Regions from separate parts of the Mus musculus genome. Here region 2 is linked to region 1. A link is a contact called in ENCODE Hi-C or POLR2A ChIA-PET data. All regions are on one chromosome and are shown on one strand. Each heading gives the region's core, a stretch centred on a gene start or an enhancer-like site at or near the end of the contact. The rest is flanking DNA. Distances are from core to core; before and after follow the strand shown. Region 1 overlaps Mvb12b (multivesicular body subunit 12B). Region 2 holds the start of Mvb12b (multivesicular body subunit 12B).

The links. Hi-C counts contacts between places; a loop is a spot of excess contacts on that map. ChIA-PET counts read pairs that join two places held with the same protein, here RNA polymerase II (POLR2A).
Region 2: POLR2A ChIA-PET joins it to region 1 with 16 read pairs in Patski. The contact joins the promoter of Mvb12b here to the enhancer-like site in region 1. A Hi-C loop is called at or near these places in 1 of 37 maps with a recorded cell type or tissue (Patski). POLR2A ChIA-PET finds 5 or more read pairs at or near these places in 2 of 5 experiments (Patski and embryonic stem cell).

What each region holds. Positions count from the first base shown.
Region 1 is chr2:33,751,945-33,756,303 of GRCm38, reverse strand. Mvb12b (multivesicular body subunit 12B) reads left to right here. Exons shown (of 10, transcript NM_175184.4): 8 at 1,259-1,314; 9 at 3,936-3,995. The region is part of intron 2 of Gm52507 (a long non-coding RNA gene); the gene reads right to left. Among named protein-coding and RNA genes, the nearest start is that of Gm52507, 21 kb to the right of the region's middle. Within about 2 kb of position 2,328, at least 2 of the 3 ENCODE cell types and tissues checked have a DNase peak (open chromatin) inside an H3K27ac peak, as active enhancers do.
Region 2 is chr2:33,886,211-33,890,677 of GRCm38, reverse strand. Mvb12b (multivesicular body subunit 12B) reads left to right here and starts at 2,732. Exons shown (of 10, transcript NM_175184.4): 1 at 2,732-3,358. The coding sequence starts at 3,284.

The sequences.
Region 1 (4,359 bases), core at 1,079-3,578:
CACACAGGAAGTAGCCCATAGAGAGAGGGCCCAGAGTGCAGGCCGGCCCTCTTCCCTGTGGTCATTATGGACACAGCCTAACATACATGTATAGCCCATCACAGCAGACACTGGACCGGGTTTCATCCCTTCCTCCCGCGTTCTTTTTTCTACTTCTACTTTTCCTCTTCCCCAGCCCTGAAAGCTGGCCCCAGTGTTTGAATACCAGGGAAGCCTTCATTTTAGGAAACATTTGGGGGTGGGGTGCACAATGTCCACTCCAAAATCACAGTCTACAACAAACCACCCTCTTACTGCAGGCTGCAGGTCCCTGCACTAAGGGCCAGATCTGGACACTGAGTTTTGCCTCAGCTCAGTCAGCAGCCGGGTTCTCTGTTCACGGGTGACACTGTGAGGGCCTGCACCACATGTTCCTCCTCTGTGGCAATACTGCCACCAGTTTGGCGGTGGAGATCTAGACACAGATGGATTGCAAGGCACATGGTACATACAGGAAGGAAGTGGCTTCCCAGGCCCCGCACTTCTCTCACACAGGCTGCTTGGTCCACATCCTTCCTCATGTCCTATGGAAACTAAGCACAGGGGCAAGTCTTAATTCAGCCCTGAAGCCATGACAAAGAATCAGTGACTGTGAGCACGTGTTGTAGTCCCCCCCCCCCCGCCCCTCCCACATACACACTGAGCTCACTCTTCCAGGCCTGGGCACATTCCCTGCAGACTCAGAGCACACACCTCCCTGCCATTAGCCAAACGTCTTTTATACATGACTTCAGATGCTCACTGCAAGTCCAGGCCAGGACTCAGGCCTAGCCATCTGACCACCGAACTACTTGTCTTTCCATGGAGGCCAATGAGCACCCAACACCACCCAGGGGATCTGTGGCTTGGCCAAGAAAATGAACAAAAACATGCCTCTGCCAGCTTCCTCCCACTCACGCACCACTTCTTCCTGCTGTCATCATTTATGATATAGGTCAGACTCCCGGCCCAGGGTAGGAAAGGGCTTCCACACCAGCCCTGGGCATACCCTGACTGACTGCCTATACTCAGAGGAGTCGTGCAGACATCTGCATCTCTGGGTCGGATGTAGTCACTGAGAACAGGGGACACCCTGTCCTGTCCCACTCTAGCTCCCAGCCACGTGCCCTGGGTAGCAGCTGCCTCCAGCCAGATGCTCACTGGTCCTCTGTACTTGCATCTAAGAGTCTTGGACAGCAACCATGTCTTGAGTGCCTTCCTCTCCTCTCTTCTCTTGCAGCAATGGATGGTGTGCCTTTTATGATTTCAGAGAAGTTTTCCTGCATTCCAGAAAGTGTAAGTTTTATGTATGACCCCCTCCTCCTCTCCCACCCCAACCTGAAATCCTGTAGCTTCCGTGTACATGAGCTACGCTTAGCTATGTCTAGCTGGCCCGCCGGCTGGCTGAGACTGGGTCTCACAATGCAGCCCTGCTGGCCTAGCTTTGTGCACCAAGCCAGCCTTGTCCTTGCAGAGATGCATCTGCCTCTGCCTCCTGAGAGCTAAGATTAAAACATGCACTGCCCAGGCTTAATGGGTTTTCTTGAGACATAGAGCTCTGGCTGGTCTGGCACTCACTATACAGATCAGGCTGTCACTGGACTCAGAGATCTCCTCCCTAGTGCTGTGCCACCACATGTGGCCTTGATTTTTCTTCATGGTGATGGAGTTGGCCGTAGTTCCCACTGTCATTGCTGTATTCTGTGTGCACACTGCATGCTCCACTATGGCACGGAGGGCCAATGCCTCTGCCTATACTTTGCCCACATTGAGCCCTAAGCCCTCCTGAATGGTAGAGGGTTGGGTAAGCCAGCCAAGAGCAGAGGCCAGTAGCCAGACCATGAGCAGTGCCAGCCACAGCCAGGGCCCTGTCCTGAGCAACATCCCCTCCTGGAGTCACACCTCCGATAGTGCCTGGTCCTCAGGACACCCTTCACCCCTCTCTCAGCTATGCAAGCCTGAGGTGTGCTGGGTCACTAAACTTGTTTCTGGCTTTTATCCTTCCTGCAGAAGATTGCTTTGAGGCATCACTAAACACCACGGCCCTAGTTTGGCCCAGCTAAAGACCCCTTCAGTGTTTTTCTTGGACCCAGTTTAAAACCACCCGGCTGGCGATCCAACCTGCTCTGTTGTTTCCATTTTTATGAAATATAATAGGCCTCCTCTGAACCCTTCTGGTAAGCGCTTAATCTTGAAAAATGCTCCTGACGTGACACAGGAAGCCTGAGGAACTTCAGCGGAGCCACTTGGCTGTGTTGCCATGGAGACGCTGGCACTCTCCCCCATGCTCCCTGGGAGAGGCTGCTCTGCCCTGCTCACCAGCTCCAGTTGAGAAAGTTTAGTGGAATAGTTAGAGCCTAATGATGCAACAGCTGGACCTCTGCTGGCTCCTGGGCCAGGCGGGCAGGCAGCCCCGTCCTCACACCACGCAGGCTGGCGTCTCCAGCACAGCCAAACTGTTTTGTGGCTACTGGTAGCACAGCCCCAGGAGCTCAGGGTCTAATTTGGTGGCCCTGTCCCAAGTTCGCCCTCACAAATATGTTGCTGCCAATTCAGCGGAGCACTCAAGGCCCCGGATGCAGGCCAAGCTCAGCGTTAAGCTCTTCCAAGCACTTCTCTGCTTAATCCCCCTGCAGCCAGGCCAGAAGGGCCTGCCCAGGCCACTTTAACAGGCTTTTAAAGTAAAGGTGACGGGGTGTCCAGATGCCTCAGCACGTAAAAGGCCTGTGGCACAAGTCCAATCACTGGAATTCGGTCCCAGGGATTCACAGAAAAAGACCGGATACAGTGGCATTCGTGTGTAACCCTAGCACCCCTAAGAGATGGGAGCCATAGCCTGTCGGCCTGGAGTGCAAAGCATAGCAGAAATGAGAGAAACCTGCCTCAACAAGGTGGAAAGAGACCCAGCTCCTGAAAGCCGCCCTCACACTCACATACTCTCTATAGATATCTAACTGAATAGGTAGGTAGGCAAGCAGGCAGGCAAGCAGACAGGCAGGCTGACAGACAGACAAGATTGACCCATCCCGTACCATGAGGCAGCCAGTTTGGACTCCAGAGCCACCCTCCAGCCTCCCCCGCGCCCCCCCCCCCAGGACCCCCTGGCCCTGTGCAGACACCAGCCCTATCCCCACCACAGCACTTTGACCACAGCTCCTGGGTTCTGTGGGGCTCTCAGGCTTTCCCTGCTGGCGAGGCTGCAGAAAGCCTGGCTTTTGCTACTCCTAGGAAATACAGAGCTGGTGTACTCGGAAGGAGCCTGCAGCTTCACCGACAGGGAGGCTCGTGTGTCTCACAGGCTTCTCCGGACCTCCAACTGACCTTCTTGGCCTGTATATTCGCCAAGAAATGTCCCACTGTCCATCGGATTCAGAGCCCCATTAATATGCAAAACTGCCCCATTCGCCCCTTTGACCTGATGGACAGGGATCCCCTTCTCCATCACTGCCAAAGATCTGAAGTCCACCTGACGCTTCCCTGTATACTGCAGACCCCGGGAACTCCTTAGACCTGACACTGTTCTATAGAGACAGCAGTCAAGGTGGCTGCTGATTTAGGCACTTCCAGCCCCATACTCCATCACAAAAGCAGAAATCTCACTCACTTTCTCCTTTTGTAGCAGAAGAAAGGATGAAGTAATTGGCCACAGGCACACCTTCCAGGAGGCCATGACCCCCTCCCCACCCCAGGCTGGCCCCTCAATGCTGTGGATATGTGGCAAAGCAGTCTTAGCATACAAAGATTTATCCTACCATGGTCTTTGTGGTTCCTCCTTGGACCCATAATAACTGAACATCACAATAGCAGCCCTGTGGGAGGGGGTGGGAATGTAAGACGGCTAGGACATCACAAGTGTCATAAAAGCAAGGGGGGCATTCTCCAGCCATTAAAAAGGGCAACTTGCTCTGTATTTTCAGATGCAGCCCTTTGATCTCTTGGGAATCACCATCAAGTCTCTGGCAGAAATTGAAAAGGAGGTAAGCATGATGGATTCGGGGCTCTGCTCACTCCTCTAGGGTCCCTGTCTGTCCATCGGGGCTCTGTTCTAGAAAAGATGGGTGCAAGAGCCCTTCTGAGGGAAAAACTCTGAGTCACGTTGCATGCACTATGCACTTGACATAGACTATGACTAGTGCCTTCTCTGTCTCATCATTTGCCACCAGGACCGTCTCAGAGATTTAGTCAAACCTCTTTATGATCCAGAAGTGTATCCTAGATCCCCCATACTTAGCCAGACCCCCATGTGACCGGCTGATTTGATGGCATCTGGGCATCATAAGAAAGACACCAGGATCAGGTGCCTGAGACGGCGGGTCTCATGGGGGTCTCACTGGGCCTGCT
Region 2 (4,467 bases), core at 1,483-3,982, 130 kb before region 1:
TTTCCAGATAACACAGATGGGAGTTGCTCCAAAGAATCTTTCTAAACAGGTCCAGTTCCTACCCCCAGTCCTGCCCCATCTTTTTTTTCCCACTACCTCTGGTGGGTGGTCGGTTACAAGGAAGGTTAAAGCATTTAAGATCCATCATTAAAAATAGGATTTGAGTCAGGCAGTGGTGGCGCACGCCTTTAATCCCAGCACTTGGGAGGCGGAGGCAGGCGGATTTCTGAGTTCGAGGCCAGCCTGGTCTACAGAGTCAGTTCCAGGACAACCAGGGCTACACAGTGAAACCCTGTCTAAAAAAAGAAAGAAAAAGAAAAGAAAAAAAAGGATTTGAAAAATTTAAAGTTACAATTCCCCTGGGGCAGTTTCAACTCTGTCTACTTAACAAACAGCAACCAATAGCATTCAAATAGAACCTAGTGGGGTGGGGGCAGCAGGGTTGGCAGGGAACAGAGGCTACCTTTTTTCTTCTGGGCACTGGAATTTATATGCTCTCTGAAGAGTCCCCAGAATTCCAAATGTAAACTATCTGATTCAGCTGGTGCAATCACACCCCTGCCAGAGCATGAGACAAATCATAGTGAGTTGCTGTGGACAATCTGAAGCGGCCCCATATTCTAAACCTGGGACTAAAACAGAAACATATTCCCATAACATTTCTGTGATTTAAAGAAACTAAAATTCTCACTCACAGTGGCTCACAACCATCTGTAATGAGATCAGTAAACCCTCTCTAGCATGACAGAGCACTCATAAATCATTTTTTTAAAGGAAGGAAAAGGTGGATGCTACCACACCTGGTCTGAGTTTACAGATTCCTTTTTATTTTATTATTTCTTAAGATATGTTTATTTTTATCTATGTCTGTGTGCTACGTGTGTACCCTGGATAGTCTGGAGCTGCCATGCGGGTGCTGGGAGTTGAACCAAGTCATCCAGAAGAACTCCCGGTGCTCCTAACTTCTGAACCAACTCTCCAGACCCAGATTTACAGATTTCTTAACATTATATTTTCTCTTTGTAATTCTGGACTAAATGTTGCTTGATCATAGAGCAGTGGCTCTCAACCTTTAACCTACTAAAGCTGAGAACCTTTCATACAGCTATTCCTGTTGTGGGGACCCCCAACCATAAAATTATTTCACTGCTACTTTATAACTGCAATTTTGCTACTCTTATGAGTCATAATATAAATATCTAATATGTGAACCCCACCACCCCAGGTTGAGAACCACTGTAGAAGAGTTTGAGCTGGTTTTAACAGCCAAGTGGATCAGAAAATGCTACAATTTTATTTAATAGGCAACAGCTATGTATGTATGTATGTATGTATGTATGTATGTATGATGTATGTCAGTGTCTTAGTCAGGGTTTCTATTCCTGCACAAAACATCACGACCAAGAAGCAAATTGGGGAGGAAAGGGTTTATTTGGCTTACACTTCCGCATTGCTGTTCATCACCAAAGGAAGCCAGGACTGGAACTCAAACAGGTCAGGAAGCAGATGCAGAGGCCATGGAGGGATGTTCCTTGCTGGCTTGCTTCTCCTGGCTTGCTCAGCTTGCTTTCTTGTAGAACCCAGAACTACCAGCCCAGAGATGGCACCACCCACAATGGGCCCTTCCCCCTTAATCACTAATTGAGAAAATGCCCCACAGCTGGATCTCATGGAGGCATTTCCCCAACTGAAGCTCCTTTCTCTGTGATAACTCCAGCCGTGTCGAGTTGACACACAAACCAACCAGTACAGTCAGATATGGTGTTGATTCTCATCATGGGTAGTTAACGGGTAGGCTTTGGGGAGAGCGGTTTTCTTGGCCCAGATGATTCTGGGAAATGGCTGCCTAAACAAATGAACCAGGCTTTTGTTTGTCTTGTCTTACTATGGGACTTCCCAGAAGTGTCCATAGAGTCTCCCAAAGGTGGACAGATGGGTGTCACACAACACTTACTTTGTTAGACAGCAAGCATTCTTCATAAAATCACATATATTCAGGTCTCTAGGGATTGGAACTCTGCACTTGAGTTCTTGGTGGTGTTATCTCTGTTAGATCTTGATATCAGGGTTATGATAAACCTGGAAATATGTTTTTTTTTTCTTTTGCCTGTAGCAAGTTTTTGTTGGAGACAAGGTCTCTTTTCAAATCCTCTGTGGCTTTCGGGCAACTCACTATGTAGACCAGGTTGGTGTTGAACTCACAGAGATCTGCCTGCCTCTGCATCCCAAGGGCTGGAATTAAATGGAGCACCACTGTGCTGGGCTCTGTACCAGTTAAGAACACAGATTGTCTGTTTCCTTATGGTGCGTTTGGACTTGTTATAAACCCATTTGGATCAGTGGTGTTTCTGAGTGACACAAGTACCTGGATTGTATGCACACATTTGAGAATTGTCCCCACGGGATCTTTTCCTTGACAGCCTGCTTGGCACCATTTGCTTCAGGAGCTGACTATTTTGGAAAAGCACAGGATGTGTGACTATGAGTCCCGATGCCTGAGCAAATCCAAGCCGGCTACCGTGTGATCCTCTGTTTTAAATATCCCGTTTAGCACATGTCCCCTCCAGGGCCTGCAGGCCTGGCTGTGTAGGGGCAGGTGGTTCAGGGATCAAAGGCTGCTGATGCCTCCTTTTCTTACAGCCTGAGGGTCCTGCTCCATTTCTTCCTGACTTCTGTACCTTTCCCCAGGCACTGCAAGGGCAGGCATGCTACACTAGATCCCTCCTCAAGGCTTGCCCCCAGGCCTCTGTGGGTAAATCATTTGCCCAGCAAGAGGGGCAAGCTGAGACCTGCTCTGAGAGTGGGGTCAGTCTGAGGCCCGGCTGCACCGCATTAGGTTAGCCGGATTGTGGGCAGAGCAGAGGGGATCGCCCCGGGGTGCAGTCAAGCCTACAAGGGACAGGTGGGAAGGCGTCTCTGCAAAGGGCCACTCCGGGCCTGCAGGCCTGGGTGTCAGAGCGTCTTGCAGGGACCTACAGCTGGGCTGAGCGGTGGACGAGGGGGACGGCGAGGCCTAGCAGAGCCGAGCGGAGGCCGACTGGGGGCGGGGACCGAGGGCACCGGGGGCCACAGGGCGGTGCGCTCCCGGGCTCCGCCGCAGGCTGCACGCCCCTCCCGCCCCGGCCCCGGCCCGAGCCGCTGCTGCCGCCGCCGCCGTCGCTGCCGCCGCCAGGCCGCGCCCCGCCCCTCGCCGCCGCCGCTCCCGGGGAGGCTGCGCTCGAGCTGCGGCGCCGGCTGCAGCCGCCTGGGCCCCGGGCCCGGCTCCTCCCGCGCCGCCCGGGCGATGAGAAGCTGCTTCTGCGTCAGACGGAGCCGGGACCCGCCGCCGCCGCAGCCGCCGCCGCCCCAGCGGGGAACAGTTAAGTGAGGCCCGCGCGGGAAGACGGGCGGGGACGGGCGGGCACGGGAGGAGCCGGCCGGGCCCAGGCCTGCGGGCGGCTCGCCCAGCCCCGCGTGGGGACAGGCCCCGTGAGGGCGGCCTCCGCCCGGCGCGGTGCCGCAGGCTCTCGGGGGGCTCCGGCTCGGCCTTGCGGCGGGAGCGAGCTGGGGACTCGAGTCGCAGCAGCGCTCCGAGGGTGGAGCCAGGTGAGGGGCGACGATCTCCACCGGGGCACACGCTGGGGACAGTTCCCTTGACTCGCCTGGCCTGGGGTCCGGCTCTCAGCTGTCACGTGGGTGCGGATGAGCGCGCACCTGACCCTCAGACATCATTACCTGGGGGCACCCGAACTGTAGGGCACCTGTCTGCAAGGTGACCAGCCATCCAGGAAGCGTGGTGGGCATGTTGATTAGCCTCCCCTTGCAATGACTCCAGCCAGGGCAAGTGAAGCCCAAGGGACTGATTAGCACCGCACCAGGGACCACATCCTCAGAGACAGACACAGTGAATAAGGTAGAGCCAGGAGCATCTTTGTTTTCTTTGTCTTTAGCACACAGCTGTCCCTAAATTATCAGCCTGTTTCTTCTGTCCCCTGACCCCAACGACCTGTTCAGCAAGACAAGGCAGGCCCAAGGCAAATGGCCATAGCCCCTACTCCCTGCCCCCACGGGAGACCCAGAGCGCCTGGATTTCAGCCACATTGGCAGACAGCAGGCAAGGCTCCTCTTTCAGGGCCTTTGTCTCTGGTGATGCCTTGTTGGGGTAATCGCCTATGTTTCCCGACAGCTGGTTGGATCCTATCTCCCTTTAACAGGGCTGGCGAATCTTATCAGCTGCCTTGGGAAAGTTAGAAGATAAGCCCTATAGAAACCTATACTAACTGAAAAACTCCAAGCAGACAAGAGGTTAGTTACCGGGGATGGTGTCATCTTTCTTGCCAGCTGGGAAATCGTTTGGGGGTGCTTTGAGAACTTGTACCACACTCATATTTAACGGGGTCTCTCTGAGAATTACGGCTACTATAGGGACCCGGGAGATTGACTGACAGAGTGTCAGCTGGGTCATTGAATATAAAATCACCCTTTCTT